Regions from separate parts of the Homo sapiens genome. Here region 2 is linked to region 1. Evidence: chromatin loops called from intact Hi-C (ENCODE). Cell type or tissue: sigmoid colon. All regions are shown on one strand. Each heading gives the region's core, and the rest is flanking DNA. Links, peaks and the distances in the headings are about the cores only. Region 1 holds the start of LOC105375249 (a long non-coding RNA gene). Region 2 overlaps LINC01448 (long intergenic non-protein coding RNA 1448).

Region 1 (9,657 bases), core at 2,876-5,375:
TGCACTTTTATTGTTTAACCCCTAGAAACCAAGTTTTCTCTGCCTTAAAACATTGAAAGGAAGAACTGGGATCGCATTCTTTCTCTGAAAGTGTTACCTTCCCTTATAGACAAGAGTCTCACAAATCAATATGAAATGGATGGGCCCCAAAATGAAAAAGAAAAATGGGCAAGGGAAATTCAAAAAAGAAGAAATATATGCAAATGTCTAAAGCACATTAAAAGAGAGAAGAATTCAACTTTCTTAATACTCAGTATAAATTAAACAACTATAAGTTGTCATTTTTTATCTGTTGTTAATGTCTGACACTGGTGAGGGTTGGTGAAAAGGGGACTGCAGTTTGCTGTTTAGTGGAGGTGTAAATTGTTACAATCTTTTTGTGGAGCAATTTTCTAATTAGTAATCAGAAAAATGTTCACAGTTTGGGGCCTGATCATTCTCTTTTCAAGAGTGTATCCTTAGGAAATAAGCTGAGATGCATTTGAGGCTCTGAGCACAAAAACATTCATCACCCGCTGCCCCTACCCGCGTCCCCGTCCTGTGGCACGGCTGGGTTAGGGTTAGGTTTCGGATTAGGTAGTTGGGCTGTGGGTAAGCCCCATTGCAATAGCTTCCCCCAGGAGCAGCTCACACTTTTCAAACAGGATGAAGGATTCCAGATGTTCTCCTGACCTCCTGATGGTCTAACCTCATGTCCAGCCCTTGCTCCTTTAACCTAAGGGCTATTAACAGGGTTCCATCTGTGTCTCTACACTCGCTTTGTCTGCACACTGCCCCTCTTCCACTTAGGGTGAGTCATGAGTCCGCCTTTTCTTTCGATTCATTCTCATCTAACAGAAATTGTTGGAGATTCGGTGTGCAAGTTTAGGCTTTCCAAGTGTCAGCACTGGAGCAGTTTTTTCTCTTATTTTTATACCTATTGGTCATTTTAATGGGGATCTGGAAGGAGAGGAATTAGACACTTGTGCTGACATCACATTCTTACCCAGAAGTCCTAGGTTGCTTTTTTAAAACAAAAGAAAATCAGAGGCAGAGAAAGGCAAGGAGTAAGGCGGGAGAGAGAGGGCCCAGGGGAGGCAAAGATCCGTTTGTGAAGCGCCCCTCCGTAATTGTAGATAACTCCCTGCAAGTTTGTCTTCTAGTGTGAATTATTTTAAACACTTTGCCATTTGCCTGAGTCTTAATGAATGAGGATTTTGTGGGAATGGAATTGGGGGTAGGAAGGAAAATTACTGTAAAATAGCAGATTTCTGGGGGAAGAAGAAATTTAAGTGTGATACTATAGTACAGGAATGGGCCTGGCCTGCCTAAGGACTTCTAGAATCTGCAGTCAAGATAACTGGCATCCTGAGAAGCCAAAAGGGAGTGAAATGCACCCAAAAGTAGAATAGGAGGAAAAGTCTAATTGATTTTGTACTCTGTGCAATTTTGCCTACAAATTTGGTGACAGCAACTGCCTTATTTGCAATCCCTGAATCAAATGTTTACCTTGATGAATTGCACTGAGATGTTTGGCTACACAAAAACCATTTCCTCATGGAGAGTTTAATTTAGTTGGCTATTTCAAAAGTGAATATTGAATAGTCACATGCTTTCAAAGTCATGTGTGGATTTGACAGAATACAACCACAGTTTTTTAGTGCCAGAGTTGGTATCACAAAGCCCTTTGGAATATACTGAACCATGCAGTTGTAGTAGCTGTATTAATATTCATCTGAGAGTGACAGCTCTCTCCTCTTCTCTGTCTTCAATGTGGCATATATTTGATATTCTCCTGGTGCTCTTTGATTCTATACAGCACGTCATAGTGAAGACATCCATGCCGACATGGAAAATTCAGGGTTTTTCTGCTATTATTTTTGAATCACTGATAATCCTCACAAAATTGTCATTCAGTTCAACAAAATTTCTTGTTATAACATTCATAAGATGAGTGTGTGTGTCTGGTGTGTCTGCATGTGTGTATGTGTGCATGTGTGCATAAGAAACGTTTCTCAAAACCGGGCTAATTGTAATTGGGAAATGCTTAAGGAAAAAAAGAAAGCTGATCAAGGAAATTTTGGTGATGTTTAACAGCTGTTTTGTGGGTACATATCTGTTATATTTTTTAGACCACAATTAAATGTGATTTTAATAGTCATTTGGTATTTAAATAATATGCTATGATTGTCATATGGAATTTTAATTAAATGCACATTTTCTTCTAAAATATGAAGCGTTACCACTGTGAAAAGACCTTTTCTCTTTAAGAACATATTTAAAAGTAATGTTATGTTCCCTGTGATTCAGTAAAGAAAAAATTCTTTTACAATATTATTTATTCTTCTACATTACTCCAGCGTTTGATGAGTCTTGAGGGAATGAAAGGCAAGAATTTTAAACTGAGTAAATGTTCCCCTAATCTCCTAATGAGGATAATGAAAACAGCACACAGAAGGATATGTTTAAGATAAAACACACTTCAAGTAAATAGCATCTAAGAAGCAGCAGTGACTCCTATTCTGTCTCTATTCTGGGCATTTCCTGCATGCCATGTTTGTGAGGCAGTCTCATTTCATTTCTTTACCTTTGTTCTCATTTTCTTTAGGAAACTTTGTATCTCATACTCTCCGCCCCTCCTCCAGCACGCAAAGCCTGAGAACTTAGATCTTAGTTAAAAGAGAGCTTGTATTTATACATAAAACTTTGCAAATCACCATTCATTCTTTCCACAGACTTTGGGGAATTTCAATGTTTTGGTGCTTACTCAAGTGACATTTTAAAGACCTCTTTGCCTGCTATCATTTTATAGCATTGTTTTTAAAGCATCCTTTCTCTAGTGTTTTCCTTGTATGACCTCTGCTGCCTGTTCACTTATTCTGACCTGTGCTCTCCAAGTGTCTCCTTGTGACCACAAACTAGGATAGGCCCATGAGGGAAAGATTGCTGTTCACAAGCCAAAACCCTCATACACTCAATGGTGTTTGAAAAATTAAAAACTAAAACCCAAAAATGTGCAGCCCTGCCCCTTCATTCCACCGCAACAGCTCTGGCAGTTGCTTTCTCTTTCTGTCTCTGTTAGCTTTTCATCTTCCTGAGAGTCCAGAAGCCTCCCCGTCAGAAGTGTGTTAACAGCAGTTCAGCCCATTTCAGGGTGAAGGACAGTTTGTCATCTAACTGGTGAGTACAAGACAACTTCTGGTTATTTTTTAAAGCCAATTGTTAGCATAATAAGGGGAAATCATTGAACCTCTAGTTGTAATGAAAATGCCAACAAGTTTCTCCCAAATATATTTAACCTTTAAAAGCCATCAGAAGGTCACCTCGGTTTCTAATATTTCTGGTCACCACTTTCTAGCAATAAAAAAGTGTATTTTCTAAGGGTTGTGGGAATTACATAACATACAATTGATTGATTGATTGATTTTTTTTTTTTTTTTTGCCCTCAAGTTTTAACCCTCTTAGGGAGAAAGTACATAGACTGAAAAGAATTTGACTGAACGAAGACTCGATCACACGCTGTGTACCCGCCCTGTGTAGGTGAACTCAGTGCAAATATCTAATTGGAATCCTGAATGACACCAAAACCCTTTGCTGGAGCTGGGAGCAGAGAGGGAATTATGAGGGGGAGGCAACAGGAAGCGTCACCTGGTCAGGAAGGACTCCCTGAGCCTCAGCTAACAGGAAGCGTCACCTGGTCAGGAAAGATTCCCTGAGCCTCAGGTCAGGTGAGAGAATGTCTCTTCCCTATGGCCTAAGGAATTCGACACAGGCTGAGCTGAGAGAAAAACAAGAAGCTGGTGTCTGTGAAGCATGGAAGGGTTGCCCATCGAACCAGCAAATGGAGGGGACATAGCAGATATCACGGGGTGGGGTGTGCAACCAAGGAGCAGAAAGCCAAGGAGACAAGGTCATGGCATCGAGTGCCAGAGTGCTCCAGAAGGGAAGCCAGAGCCCTTATGATGCCCTCCAGGCTACCGCCATGGCCACCAGGGCTGAGGGCCGGGGGGGCACGGAGGGCAGTGTCTGGGAGGCAGTGGCGAGCACAGAAAGCTGGGTGGGAAGGCATCTCTGGACCTGCAGGGACCACAGAATCATATGTGGGGCATGGGCAGATGTGCATAGAGGTCAAAGGAGAGTGAAATAGATCCTGTATATTCCTCTACTGCTTAGATGGTTATAAAGGGGATGCTTTACAATGTAAATATGCTTATAAAGGGGATGAAAAGTGTGTGGAATAAAATATAATATGCCTTCCTTCTTAGCCCTTAGTGAACATTAATAATAGACTATAGAACTCTCAGAACAGAGTTTCAGAATTCTTTTTAACACAGCCAACTAAATCACAAGCAACTGACAAGATATGGCTCCCAAGTTAAACCAATTTGCCATCTCTGCTCCCTCTGTTCTTTGACGTTTAGGAAAATAGCCCACGCATCCTTACCACTTCCAGTTAGTGGCTACCCATGAGTGAGACAGTCACCCTGTGCTGAAGCATTTCCAAGACTCAAAACTCACTCCTTCCTAATTATCTTACTATCATTTATGCCTTGGGGTTGTTTACATCTCCCGTCTCTGTCTGCTGGAAATACTATTCAACCCTCTGCCACCACATGGCTCTTCTTCAGTCCACACCCAGTGGCAGCGCTGGTAGTTTGAAATTAGCCAGCGTGTAAATATCCTGAAATAGGGAAACACTATAAATCAGGGCTTTCTCCCCCACCTGACCCTCAAGAGAGCCAATTATTAAACATTTACCGATACATCACTGGAGACAGTAGCACTTTGAGGCATGGAAAAAGTTGAAGAAGTAGAAGCCAGACATTTGAAAAGATACTATCTGAGGGGAGGAGTGCAGTAAGACTTTCTGAGAGGACTGGCATTTATATGCTCATCTCTGAGTGCTCCATGGCCACATCAGCATCATTCGCAGGGTCAGCGAAAGGGTAAATTGTCAATGCTTCCGAAAGCACCATTAATCTTACCAAATGAAGAAATAAATGCATCTCAATGATGGATTTTTCTGTAAACTATTATGGAGAACCCTTGAGGTGATTCTCACAGGAGATATGAATACAGTACAGGTGGCCAGGAAAGGAAAAAAATAATATAAACCAACATGCAGGAACTACAAGAAAAAAAGAGGAATGGAGGTACTACCCATGATATTAAAAAGAGGTCCGTGGAAGATTTCAAAAGTAAGTTTTTTAGAAAAAATATTAATGCAAATGAAAAAATCAAAGCATGACATCACTCTTTTTTATAAACAGTGTTTAATAGGTTAGGCCAGTGAATTTCAATTGTGTCTCCTACATAATTGGGAATCTAGATCAGATACTAAGAAAGGGATCAAGCTGACAGAAGACCAGTTTCCACTACCCCTCACCAGGGCAACTAATTTTTCTTGTTTCACATTTAGTTTTCTAATAAGATTCCATTTGAAGAAAGGCTACCTCCGCTTTCAAACTGTGGGGGAAAATAATAAAACGAAAGATTGGTCTATCTGTTTAATTGAAATATAAGTTTATAATCAGTCATTACAAGAATACCATCAAGAATTATCACTGAAAATATATTGAAGAATTTATTTTAAACACAATAATTCTAAATTACCTACCTATTCATGAAATCTTGAAAAATGTTGTGCTTCATGTATAGATATTTGTAAGAGACATTAAAATACATAATCAGTTTAATAATTTTTTGCTATCTTTGTTGATTTTTGCTATATTTGTTGACTTTTTTTTTTTTTAGCAGAAATCAGGTGTGAAAGGTTGAACAAGCAGAAAGGGGCCAGAATATGTAGGATCCTCTACAATTTGAGTCTACGGGTTCAGTTGAGGGTGACATGATTGGATTAGCATTCTGAAAATGCACCCTGATTTAAAGTGGAGAACGTGGAGATTTGAAAAAGCTGTGAATGGATATGGGAAGATTAGTTAGGATACTATTAAAACGGTCCAGACTTACTATGGTGGTGAGGTAGAGATGTATAAAAGTGGATAAAAGAGATGCCTGGGAAGTAAGATGAACAAGTAGTTAAAAGGAGGGAAGTTTAAAGAATGGCTCTCAGGTTTCTACAGTATGCAACTGAATGACGGACTGATTTTTGCAATTGAGATAAGGAATTCTGAAAGACGTATGAGTGGAAAAGAGGTAGATAATGAATCCAAATGGAATATACTGTTGTTGAGATACCATTGAGGTATCCAAAGAAGATTTCAGGTAAGCAATTGGATAGTATGCCTATGGAGCTCAGAAAGAGATATGATTATCATGGCACATTTATATTTACATACCATAATTCACCCATTTAAAGTGTACCATTTAATGGTTTATAGTACATTGACAAAATTGTGCAACCATTACTACAGTCAATTTTAAAACCCTTTCATTACCACAAAAAGAAACCCTTTACCTATTAACAATCACCCTTTATCTATTAATCAATTTCTCCTGCACCCTATCCCTAGGTACTACTAATCTACTTTCTATCTCTATGGATGTGCATATTCTGAACATTTCATATAAATAGAATAATATATTATGTGGCCTTTTCTGTCTGGCTTTTTTTACTCAGCATGTTTTCAAGATTCATCCATGTTGTAGCATACTTCCTTCTTTGTTATAGCTGAATAATATTCCATTGGAACATTAGATATACTAGATATACCATATTGTGTTTATCCATTCATTAGGTGATAGATATTTGGGTTGTTTCCCCTTTGGGGCCATTACAAATAAGCTGATATAAACATTCATGAACAAGTTTTTGTGTGTACATATGTATTTATTTCTCTTCATGAAATAGTTAGGACTGCACTTTCTAGGTTAATGACAACTCCATGTTTAGCATTTCAAGAAACTGCCAAACTGTACTCCATAGCAGTTAAACCATTTTACTTCTCTTAAGCTGTGTGTAAGGGTTCCAATTTTACCACATCCATGCCAACACGTTATTGTCCATTTAAAAAAGTATAGCTACACTAATGAGTGTGAAGTGCTGTCTCATTGTGATTTTTGATTTGCATTTTCCTAATGATTAAATATGTTAAGCATATTTTCATGTTCTTATTGGCCAATTGCATGTCTTCTGTGTAGAAATCTCCATTCAATTTTTTCCCATTTTAAAATTAAATTATTTGTATTTTTATTATAAACATTCTTTACGTAGTCTGGATACATGCCCCTTTATCAGACATATAATTTACAAATATGTTTCTCACTCTCTGTGTTCTTTTCACCTTGATAGTGTCCATTGATGTGCAACATTTTTTAGTTTTGATGAAGTCAAATTTTTTTTCTTTGGTTGCTTTGCTTTTGGAATCATATCCAGAAAAAAAAAATCGCCTAATCCAAGGTCACAGAGATTCACACCTATGTCTTCTTAAGAATTTTATAGTTTTTGTTCTTATATTTAGGTCTTTGATCAATTTTGAATTAATTTTTATATATGATGTGCAGTAACAATTTAACTTTTTTTTTTTTTTTTTGCATATGACTATCAATAGTTGCCCAGCACTATTTGTTGAAAGGACTGGACTGTTTTTTCCTCATTAAATTATGTTGATACCCTTAAAGTAAACCAACTGACCATAAATATAAGATCTTTGTTTCTTGATTCTTAATCCTATTTCATTGTTCTATAAATCTATTCTTATGCCAGTACCACACTCTCTTCTTATGAAGCTATCATGGCTTAGTAGTAAAATTTGAAATCAGGAAGTGTGCATTTTCTCTGTTCCTTTTAAAGACTGTTTTAGCTATTCTGGGTTCCCTACATTTCTCTGTGAAGTTTGGAATCAGCTATTAATGTCTGCAAAAAAACGCAACTGGATTTTTATAGGGAATTCATTAACTTTGTATATAAATCTGGGGAATGTAACCATCTTAACAATATTAAATCTTCCATGAACATGAAATGTCTTCCTATTAGGTCTTATTTAATTTCTTTCAACAATGTTTTATAGTTTACAGTGTGCAAACCTGCATTTCTTTTGTTAAATTTATTACTAATTATTTTATCCTTTTTTATGCTATTTTTAATGAATATTTAAATTATATTTTGGATTGTCCATTGATAGTGCATAGAAATATAATGTATTTCAAAATTTAGATCTTGTATCCTGCAACATTGCTAAGCTTGTTTATTAGCTAGCTCTAATAGCTGTGTAATGGATTCCTTAGGATTTTGTTTATAAAAAGATAACATAGTCTGAAAATGGAAGTATTTTTACTGCTTCATTTCCATCTGAATGCATTTTTTTCTTTGCTTAATTACCTCGGCTAGAAATTCCAGTACAATGTTGAGTGAAAATGATAAGAGCAGATATCCTTGTCATTTTCCTCCCCTTCATTTTGAAGGATAGTTTTGCTGCATATAGAATTCTTGGTTAACAGTCTTTTTCTTTCAACACTAAATACATCATTCCATTTCTTCTGGCCTCCATGATTTTTGATAAGAAATCAGCTATTAATTTTATTAAGGCTTCCTTGTACATGATGCTTCTCTCTTGCTGCTTTTAAGATTCTTTCTTTGTCTCTTGCCTTTGACAGTTTATGATGTGTCTGGCCGCAGATCTCTGATTTAGTCCTACCTGGAGTTCATTGAACTTCTTGGATATGTAGATTAATGTTTTTCATCAAATTTGGTAAGTTTGGGGCCATTATTTCTTTACTTATTCTTTTGCCCCTTTTCCTATATCCTCTCCTTTTGGGACTTACATTGTGCATATATTGGGACTCTTTATAATGTCTTGCAACCCTATGGGGGTTTTTTCCTTCATTCTTTTATTTTTCTTCAGACAGCGTATTCTCCATTGACCTGTTTCCAGATCTGCTGATTCTTTTCTCCATCTGTTCAAAGATACTGCTGAGACCCTCTAGTGAATTTTTTATTTTCATTATTTTACCTTTCAACTGCAGATTATTTTTAATTCTTTTTTTATTATTTATAAATTTTATTGACATTCTCTATGTGGTGAGACATCATTATTACACTTTCTATTAGTTCTTTAGATGTGGTTTACTTTAGTTCTTTGGACATATTTAAAATAACTGATTTAAAGTCTTTGTTGGCCAGGTACAGTGTAATTCCAGCACTTTGGGGGTCCGAGGCAGGAGGATCACTTGAGGCCATCAGTTCATGACAGGCCTGGGAAATATAGCAAGACTTCATCTCTACCAAAAAAAACCTTCTTTTAATTAAAAAATTAGCCAGACATGGTGGTGTGTGCTTGTACTCCCAGGAGTTTGAGGCTGCAGTGAGCCATGATTGCACCACTGTACTCCAGCCTGGGTGACAAAGTGGGACCCAGTCTCTAAAAAATAAAAATAAATAAATAATAAGGTCTTTGTCAAGTAAGCCCAATGTCTAGGATTCCTTGAGGAATTAACTGGTTGTACTGACTCTTTTTCTTTTCTTGCATATGAGCCATATTTTTTCTTTCCATATCACAATTTTTGTTGGAAAAATTGGACATTTTAAATCAGAAAATCAGATCTTTCTTCCTCTCCAGGGTTTGTTGCTGTCTGTATTGCTGTTTATTGTTGTTGGTTTTGCTCTCCTGTTTTCTGGTGAATTCCCTGAACTAATTCTGTAAATTCTGCATTCTTTCTCATGTATGCCACTGAAATCTCTGCTTGATTGGTTTAGTAGTTAGATAGTTATTGGAAAGA
Region 2 (9,657 bases), core at 3,344-5,843, 350 kb before region 1:
ATAGTACCCCCGTGGGTATGGCAACCTCTCTCTGGGTATATCTCCTGGATTGTAAGGCAGAGTCTACTCTGGACTTGGAGTTTGGTGCCTTCCTGATGCAAAAAGCAGGGAGCTGGTAAGCCCCAGTCCTTCTGGTCACTCACAAGAGGTTTGGGAATGAGACTGGGTGAGGACCGGGATTCCCTCTACTTCTGCTGGTGAGACCAGCAGTCTCTGATGAAAACTGACTTTTCTGCAGACGTTGTGACTGCAGCTAGGCAGACCATGCCTGCAGGAAGGAAAGTGGGCCACCTCAGGGTGACTTCGAGACTGAAAACTAGGAATTGGGAGCAATAAAATAAGGCAAAATCACCCTAATATAACTGACTCTTAGCAGAGCTTTGGTGCAGCTTCCTAGTGTTGTGAGGCCCAGGGTTGAAAATGGAGTGACCCCATCCAGTCTCCACAGGACACAACTTCCCCTCCAGCTCCTGCCTCCTTAAAAGCCTGCAGCTGGCCGGTGAAGCCAGCTTCCCTCTTCTAAGGTGTGAGCCCACAGGCTCTCCTTCAGCCCAGGCAGGCTGCAGGAAGTCCCCAGCATTCCCCAGGGGGACGTGGAGGCCAGAACAACGTGTACATATTCCACAGCCTGTCCCTAAAAACAGGTAAAACCCAGAGACAAACCAGAGCTTTTTCATGTGCACTTTTCAATGAGTTTTGACAAAATTATATACGTATATAACCATCATCACAATCAAGACACAGAACACTTCAATCACCCCCAAAACTTTCTTGTGCCCATTCCCAGTCAGTTCCGCCTAACTCCCATCTCCACACACCCTCTGGCTGGCTTTTCTATCACTATAGATTGCTTTGGGCCTTCCTAGAGTTTCGTACAAATGGCATCAGATAGTATGTACTCCTTTTGTATCTAGCTTGTGTCATTCTGCAAGTTTTTGAGGTTCATCCATGTTGTTCATTTCTTTTCATTGCTAGCTAGTATTCCCGTGTATGGATGTGTCATAATTCATGTATTTACATGCTGATGGGCATTAGATTGCTCCCAGTTTTTGACTAATATGATTATAGCTGCTGTGAGCATTCATGTACAAGTCTTCCTATAGACCAGTGTTTTGATTTCCCTTGAGTAAATAGCTAGGCATGGGATTGCCAGTTGTATGGAAAGTGTGTGTTTAACTTTGCAAGAAACTTTAAAACTTTTTTAATTGGTTGTATCATTTTATGTTCTGATCAACAATGTAGGAGAGTTCTCATTGCTCCATATCTTCTCCAATGCTTGGTATTGTTGATCTTTTTTATTTACTCATTCTAGGGAGTGTGAAGTGGTGTCTCATGGTGACTACTGACACTGAGCATTTCATCATGTGCTTATTAGTCACTTGATTATTTTCTTTTGTATAGTGTCCGTTCAAATATTTTCCTCATTCTTTGTTATGTTGTTTGTCTAATTTAGTTGTTGAGTTTTAAAAAATATATTGTGGCTTGCCTTTTCATTTTCTTAACAATATTTTCAAAAAGCAGAGTTTTTAATTTTCATGAAATCCAATTGTCATTATTTAATGGTTTGTGTCCTAAGAAATCTTTGATGCTCTCTACATGATGATTTTCTTCTGTATTTTCTTTTAGCAGTTTTATATATTAGTTCTTATGTTTAGGTTTATGATCCATTCTGAGTTAAATTTTATGTATGGTATGAGAATAAGGGTTGAGATTCCTTTTTAAAAATATGGATATATATTAAATAGTTGTTGCCACATCATTTGTAGGAAAAGCTATTATTTATCCCATGAATTGTCTTGGTGCCTTTGTTGAAAATCCATTGGCCATGCGTGTATGCATCTACTTCTGGACTCTCTGTTTTATTCCATTGATCTATGTCTTAGTGTATTTGGGATGCTGTAACAAATACCATAGGCTGGGTAGCTTAGAAGCAACAGAAATTTATTTCTCACAGTTCTGGAGTCTGGGAAGTCCAAGATCAAGGTGCTGGCAGGTTTGGCACCTGGTCCATCCCTCCTTATTTCTCAAGCCCCACCAATGTGAATTATAGCACAGGCCCACCTCTAAGGGAGAGAGAGATGATTCTAGGCAGTAAGTTCAGATTATGTTCCAGGTTGCTTCTGCCTAATAGATCTGTTTAATACATTTGTGACTATATATCTTCTTTCTCTGTAAACAATGACAGCTGCACTTAAAAATATCATTGACTGAATGGGACAATTCACCTGAGAGTTACACATATGAGATGCTCATACATAGTGAAATCATTACCGATCTCAAAACAGTTTTCTTAAGGGAAATCTTAAATAAAGAAATAAAGCAAGAGAGAGATAAAAGTAACATTCCATAAATATTATCTGCACTGTAATAGCTTCCATACATTGTTAACCCCATCCTTCCTGCTTCTACCTACTTGAAGCCCAGTCATGCCTGGATGTGTGTTGAAATAAATGTTAGCATGAAGCATCTGCTATATAAGTGGCAAAGGGGAAAGAAAAAAAATCTTTTTTTTTCACAACCAAAAACAACAACGACAACAAAAAGACTCTGCTTATGTGATTGAAGATAGATTTTATATACAAATTATCTCAGATTCAAGGAAGAAAATCAGAGAAACTTAACTGGAAAAAAGCTGGTACATGGCTTTAAAAAAAAAAAAATTTCTGATATTAGATTTCTTTACCTGCTGGACTATATCGACATTTTGCAAGTTCTACATTTGTCACTCCATTTTCAACCCATTTTGTAAAGTATGATAAAAACATGAGTGAATATTTACAAATTTTGTTTTGTTTTGCCTTATTTTGGGTCAGACTAGTGTTTAAACCTAAACGTCAGCCAATATGCTAAATACATCATGATACAATCACGAACAATTGCATGGATGCCTCCTGGTTTCCCTTGGGACACCTTTGTTCATGCCAAGAACTGTCTCTGTGTGGATGTAGATGAATTATTTTCTGGGAGTAAGAAGTGGAGAAAAGCAAAGGACATCTCCCTCATTTCTTTAACCTTGGGGATAAATCTGGTTTTGGCATCTCTCAGAGGGAAAGAATATCTTGACACATACATAAAGCTCTTGGAGAAAGCTTAGTGTCCATTGGCAAGAAAGGGCAAGATTCTGAATACATCTAAATAATCGGCATAGCATTAAAATGCCTGCCTATGGCAGACTGTGCACCAGGATATAAATCATGCTGCTTGCCACGTGCAGCACATCAGACATAGAGTATGACTCTGGCTCATCTAATAAAATGGCTTTTATGAAGTTTCTGTAGATAAATTAAAGCAGCATTGCTAAGAATTATTTTCACAATCCAATTTTGAGAACAGAGCCGAATGGGCAATGCTACATCTATAATGAAAACTAAGCGTCTGTTGAGATGCACGCAGGCAGGCAATTGATCAACGCATTAAGTGTGCAAGAAATCCACATGCTTCTCTGAAAAGTCAGGAGTGACTGGTGTGAATTTTGGCATTCATCCTAACTACTAAGATTTGTTCTCAATTTATTCTCAAATCACAAGGTACAAGACCCTCTTGGGGGCAATGATTATAAGGACTCTGCCTACCCTGGGGAGAAATTATGCCTCCGGAATAACTTCTTGTTCCCCAGGGTGTCATGTTTTGCTAAAATATTTCTAACGTTGAAGTTAGGGTTCCTTTGATATCTTCCCAGGAATTTTTCTCCAAATAGTTTAGGCCAAAAATAAAGCAAAAGGCATCTTACTTTTCTTCTCCTCATGTTATCTAGAGGATAATTTTCTATGCTTCCCTCCAAGTGAATCTGGCTCTGAATCCAAGAAAGAGGATTGCTCTTTTCCTGAAAGTCCATTATGGCCAACACAACTTGAGCCTGTGTAACGGGGACAGAAGTGTGGAAGATCCCCCAGGAGGTAAAGTGGGAGTCAAGCAGGCAGTGTTTAAAAGACTCCCAGTTACCTGTATGGTAGGTTCCGCTCTGTCCTGATCTGAACATGATTTTTCTTAGTGATGTTATTCAAGGGTCAAATTCCTAGGTTCTTCAGTGTATATAAATCTACTACGTGTAACTAGTCTGCAACAGAAGGCACATCGCCGTATATAGAATGTCAGAGAGGCTTCTCTTTGATGAAAAAAAAGTTAAATGTTTATACAAAATTCTGTTGGTCTGGATACCATTAACTTTCAACGATTAATAAAAGTGACACTAGGACACAATAAATTCTAGTTTTCAAAGAAACAATTTGACTTTATACATTGCTTCTGCCTCACTGGTGTTTGAGATGAAAGGGACAGTAATTGAAATGAAACTCATCAGCATTAAAGAAGGCCTCATGGAGAGAAGCCGAGGGGGGCAGCGGTAAAGAAGCCTGTGGAATCCTGAGGCACCGGCAGGAATTTACGGGTCTGAGAGGCAGCCATGGGGACACGAATCTACTTAGGAGCAAGACCAGGGCCTGGTGAAACTATTTTAAGTTTTTAAAAGTTGAAAGAATAAGCAAGGGGCGAGTTAAACACATTTCGTGTGTTACCTTCCTTTGTTCCGGCTCTATTTAAAAAATCCTTATACTTTGACTAGACAGGTTTCTAGAAACTGACTTTAGAAGCTAATGGAAAAATAGATATAATATGCAAATAAGGAATAAACACGTAGCTGACATGGTCCTAAGCTATCTTGCCATTCTGGGGCCCTTCTTTTGAAATCTAAATAGGTCTAATAGCTAACATTTGTCAAGTGCTTGGCGTACGCCATGTGCTCTTCTCAGTGCTCTCTGCACCTCCTATCATTCATTCTTTACTGGAACCTCTCTGATCTTCCATATCTAATCTTACCTTCTCCTCCCCTCTCCCCCCAGTCCATTCTCCACTGAGTATTTGAAACGATCGTTTCAAAGCAAATCTAATTTTGTCATTCCCTTGTTCTCAACCTTTCAATCACTTCCCATTACTCTCAGGAACATATGCCAGGTTTTTTATTTGGCCTCCAGGGTGCTGTCTGCTCTCCTGGCACTGTGCTTCCCGCTGTTTTGGGACTGTGGAGCGCTGGCCTTCTTTCCTTTTGTGATGTGCTCACACTCCCCACCCCACACATGCACACAGGGCCATTGCCTACGCTGGACCGCTCCTAGGCTACTCTGCTGTGATGAGCTCCCACGTGTTGCTCAAATGCTGTGTCCTGGGGAGGATGATCCCAACTCCTCTTATGAGGTCCATCCCACATCGCACGTTCTCACTGTACCTGTAACTCCTGGGTTGACCTCATCATAGTGGTAATTGTTCATTTGGAGGGTGACCCTTTGCTTCATGCACGTCTTTTCTACTAGACCGGAATTGCTATAAGGGGAAGGGTCACTTCTATTTTCATTTCAAACAATTTCCTCAGCCCCCATCACAATACCTGGCATAGAAAAGGTGCTCTATTCAGACTGACTGATAGAGTAGATGGATGGATGCTGCATAAAACCAAAGACCAACCTGACTTGCCTTAACACGGGGGACTTATGATCCAGGGAACCAATTGTTCACATAGGAAGAAGAACGTGTACATCAAGCTGATTTACTCTTAAGAGGCTACCTTTGTTTTTTACTTTTTTTTGGAACTCAGTCAGCAGTGAGCAGGTGGGGTTAGAGTCTGCATCCCATAAGCTACATTTTCTTGAAGGCTCACATTGGTTACATAACCCTTTCTCCCTTCACAATATTTCAGTCATCCTCTACTTCACCTCCCTGTCTTTACTATAATTGCATCCCTCCTGTAATTTTTTATGCAAAAGCTCCTTTGTTTTGAAGCTCGTATTCAATTTCAATGGCTTTCCCCCTTCCTGCTGCTTCATTACATTCCTTGAAGTTGGAGGTGCCCGATTCATAGTCTTCCTCGTTAACTAAATTTCTTCTATTATCTGGGAGATTTTGATCTTCATGAAACTCATTCATGCTAAGCACTGTTCTTACAATTTCCCTCATCCACCACCACCAGAGCTACTCCAGGCATCACTCCACTGCATTCTCACACACCTCTCACTCCAACTCACACTCACTCCTCTTGCATCAACCTTCTAACCACACATTTCCAGCCCCCTCTTTCCTTCACTCCTAGTAGTCAGCACCCTGTACTCTCTCTAGACCCTCATCTCTCTAGAAAGCCTGTCCTGAAAATTTCCCAAGTCTGGATCAATCCCCAAACTGATCCAGAGGAGGTCGTCCCCACTCCTGTATCTGAGCTCTCCTGGAGAAGCCCCACACCTGTGTGGATCAGTGTCATGGCACATCGGTGGTCTGCAGCAGCAGCTGAGCCCACAGTTCTGTTTGGAATGTCTTTCTCCTCTCCTTGGAAGCAACCTGTAGCAGCAAGCAAGGCTTCACCATGCTCCTCTCTCCCCTGCCTAGTCCTCACCAGCACCCTACACAAATGGCCTAGCCTCCAACTGTATCAAGGAAATGAAAGGGAAATGATGTGAATGGCTTCATCATTCATCTCCCTTTCATCTTCAAATTTGTGTGCAACCACATCAATCCCTCTAGCTGCCTGAATCCCATAGAGTGGAATATCCTCTCTGTTGATTAAGGACAGCCTCCTTCACCTCTGCTTTTGATCAAATCTCCTCCTACTAGCATTTTGCCACCCTAAACCGTTCCCTATTTACTCTGCTTCAGCCTCTTTAATGTATCGGCAAGCTGGCGGCAATGCCCACAGGGACTCATGTCTTGCGCTGCTCTGGAATTCCCCAGTCTTACCTCCCTCTGCCTCTATCTTCAGCCTCATGGTTTCTCGATTCCTTTCTTCATTTAGCACCCTTAGGTAGTCGGCATGCTTTCGGATATCTGGCCATTGTTCTCGTCTTTTATTGCTTCAGGACACTATTTCTAGAATCCATGATTTAGTTCCATGCATAGTACCCTCAAGCACTAGAATCTGTCAACATGCAGAAATCCTGAAACTGACCTAGCTAGGTGCAGGCCTTTGAGCTTCCCTCCTCCCAAACTGAAAAAGAATGGAAGTTTGAGACACTTGCATTGTAAGAAATGCTGTCTTCCCTTTGAATGCTGTCTCTTCTTCTTCTTCAAACTTCCAAAATAGAGTCTACATACATGATCTACATGTATATTTGATTAACTAATCATGGGTTGATCTCATCAAATGTGAATGTAATATGCAATTTGCTTATGAGCAAAAATGGGTGTGCAGGGAGGAATAAAGGTATGAATAAAGGAAGAAATAAACAATTTAAAATCAACACTTAGACACAAAGTCATGATATGCGGGCTATAATTTATTACTCTTATTTTCTAAATCCATAAGGTAGAATCAAAACTGGGAAATTTCAGAATATAAACATTTCCTATTATACTTTCTTAAAACACAGGATGAATTAAAAGGCATATGTTCTTAAGAATATGATAAATCTATGTCCTGGAAAAATATATGCTTGACAAATAAGGCAAATAAGAGTAGGCAAAAAGTTCTCATCTAGTGAGCTGGGCATCCTGGTTTATTACGTAACTTCTAAGTGCCACAGTTTCTCATCTGTAATGAAATCTCCCAGGATCTCTTCAAGACTGAAATTCTGTATTACCTGTCTTCATCTTCATAGACCCAAGACTTATAAAGCACTTGTCTAACTCTTAATTTCATATGCATTTTAGATTTACATGTAATAAAAATTTGATATCTCCTCAATGATCAGATAAATTAAAAGAAAGAGAGAGAATTTGTTAGAAAAATTATTTGCCTGAGGAGCCAGCTCACTGTCCAAAATCACATCCATGTGTCCTGGCAGTAGGCTTGGGACTGCAGGAGAGCATTCTCAATTCCAGAGATCACTCTTGCTACTGTGAGAACAGACACAGTCTAGAGGGGTCTCTCTCATTCTGCAATTAGTGCTGCCATTTTTTTTTCAAGTACATAGTTGAAACCTACTGATTGTATCTTCTTTTCTCTATGCATCTAAAATTTCCCCAGACTTCCTAGGAAGAATATGCAAATCTGCAGTGGGGGATGAGAGTGTTGGCAGTGTAGGGTGAAGGGAATAATGAGTGAGGCACAGACTGGAAAGGATACTGATTCCAGATCTCTGGGGGTCCCAGTGTCCTCTCTCCAGACCCTTCACCCTGAGAGAGAGGTGTGTCCTGTCTCTCAGCTTTCTGTGCAGTTCTTGTGGGTCCTGACTTCAGTAAAGCCCTCTGTAAGTTTTCTACAATTTCTAGGGGATTGAAAGATTTATGTTGATGTTTTATTTTGTTTCTTTTCCTAACCCCTCAAACATGTTTCTAGAGAACAAGTTCCCAGATATTTGCGTATCATGCCTTAAAATTGAGGACATAGTTTGCTTCACTACAATAATTTTTAAAAATCCTACTAAACCACAATCTAGAATTACCATTATTTTATTTAATACTGAACATTATAACACTAAAAAGGTAAAATAGAGAGACAGCCACATCTTATGCCATAGTATTATGTCTACTACCAGAGTTGGGAAGTTTACATGTATGTATTTGAAAACACAATATTATAGTTACTTTTCTCATTTTGTCTTCAACCAGTTAAAGTTTGACCACAAAATGGCACCAGTCATCCATGTTGGGATTGCTCTCTTAGGGATGATTCCTACTTGCAAACTGATGGCTCTTTTATCTACATTTTTAGTAACACTTCTTTGTTAGTAAACCCTCAGAAAGATCTGATCTGTCCTTTCTCTCAGTGGATGTGTGTTGAACATGTTTAGCATAGCAGGTGCTATATTGCATTGTGTGTTCTTCTCTCACACATACTGGAAGAGCAGGGACACTTTTGTGGTCTACAAAGAAGAGGGTTTGACTGGTTTCACTGGGAGCTGGTCTCTTGTTTGCCCAAAGAGGATATCACTGTCCACACACATGTCCAGTGATCATGGCTGCTGATTCATTACCCCCAAAGGGGAGCCAGAAAAAAATAGTTTAAACAAGAGTTATTTTTTCCAAGTCAAATGGATAAAATTTTTAGAATAAATACAAGAGCAATAATTTTCTTTTTAAAAAATTATTTTTGATTGGCACAATAATTGCACATATTTATGGGGCACATAGTGATATTCTATAAAACACTAGAATTTATTCCTCCTGTCTAGCTGTAATTCTGTGCCCTTTAACAAATCTCTCCTTATCCTCTCTTCCCTCCTACTCTTCCCAGCCTCTAATATGCTCTGTTCTACTTTTTACTTCTATGAAATTAATTTTTTAAAGCTTCTACATATTAGTGAGAACATGCAGTATTTAACTTTGTGTTCCTGGCTTGTTTTACTTAGTACAATGTCCTCCAGTTTCATCCACGTTGCAGTAAATAACAGAATTTTATTCTTTTTTATGGCTGAATAGTAGTCCATTGTGTATATATACCATATTTTCTTTATGCATCTGTTGTTGGACACTTGGGTTGATTCCATGTCTTGACTATTGTGAACAGTGCTGCAATCAACATGGGGCTGCAGACCTGTCTTTGATATACTGATTTCCTTTCGTTTGGATAAATGGCCAGTGGTGGGATTGCTGGATCATACGGTAGTTTTATTTGTAGTTTTCTGGGGAACCTCCACACTGTTCTCCATAAGGGTTATACTAGTTTACATTTGCACCAGTGGTGTATAAGAGTTTCCTTTTCTCTGCATCCTCACCAGTATTTATTATTTTTGTATTTTT

The links. Hi-C counts contacts between places; a loop is a spot of excess contacts. Peaks named below come from ENCODE experiments on the same cell type or tissue, not always from the same donor. Only the 100,000 strongest peaks of a DNase experiment are listed, where the experiment ranks them.
Region 2: a loop joins it to region 1, with 2.9 times the contacts of the local background. A loop is called at or near these places in 1 of 110 quality-filtered maps.

Annotation. Positions count from the first base shown.
Region 1 is chr7:42,331,736-42,341,392 of GRCh38, reverse strand. LOC105375249 (a long non-coding RNA gene) reads left to right here and starts at 3,057. Exons shown (of 4, transcript XR_927202.3): 1 at 3,057-3,159; 2 at 3,430-3,515; 3 at 8,536-8,630. RefSeq lists enhancers at 3,435-3,939, 3,940-4,444. In sigmoid colon, for the core only: no CTCF peak of the experiment used is centred there; no DNase peak of the experiment used is centred there.
Region 2 is chr7:42,681,471-42,691,127 of GRCh38, reverse strand. The region is part of intron 1 of LINC01448 (long intergenic non-protein coding RNA 1448); the gene reads left to right. Among named protein-coding and RNA genes, the nearest start is that of LINC01448, 20 kb to the left of the region's middle. RefSeq lists an enhancer at 4,025-4,573. In sigmoid colon, for the core only: no CTCF peak of the experiment used is centred there; a DNase peak (open chromatin) is centred at 4,375.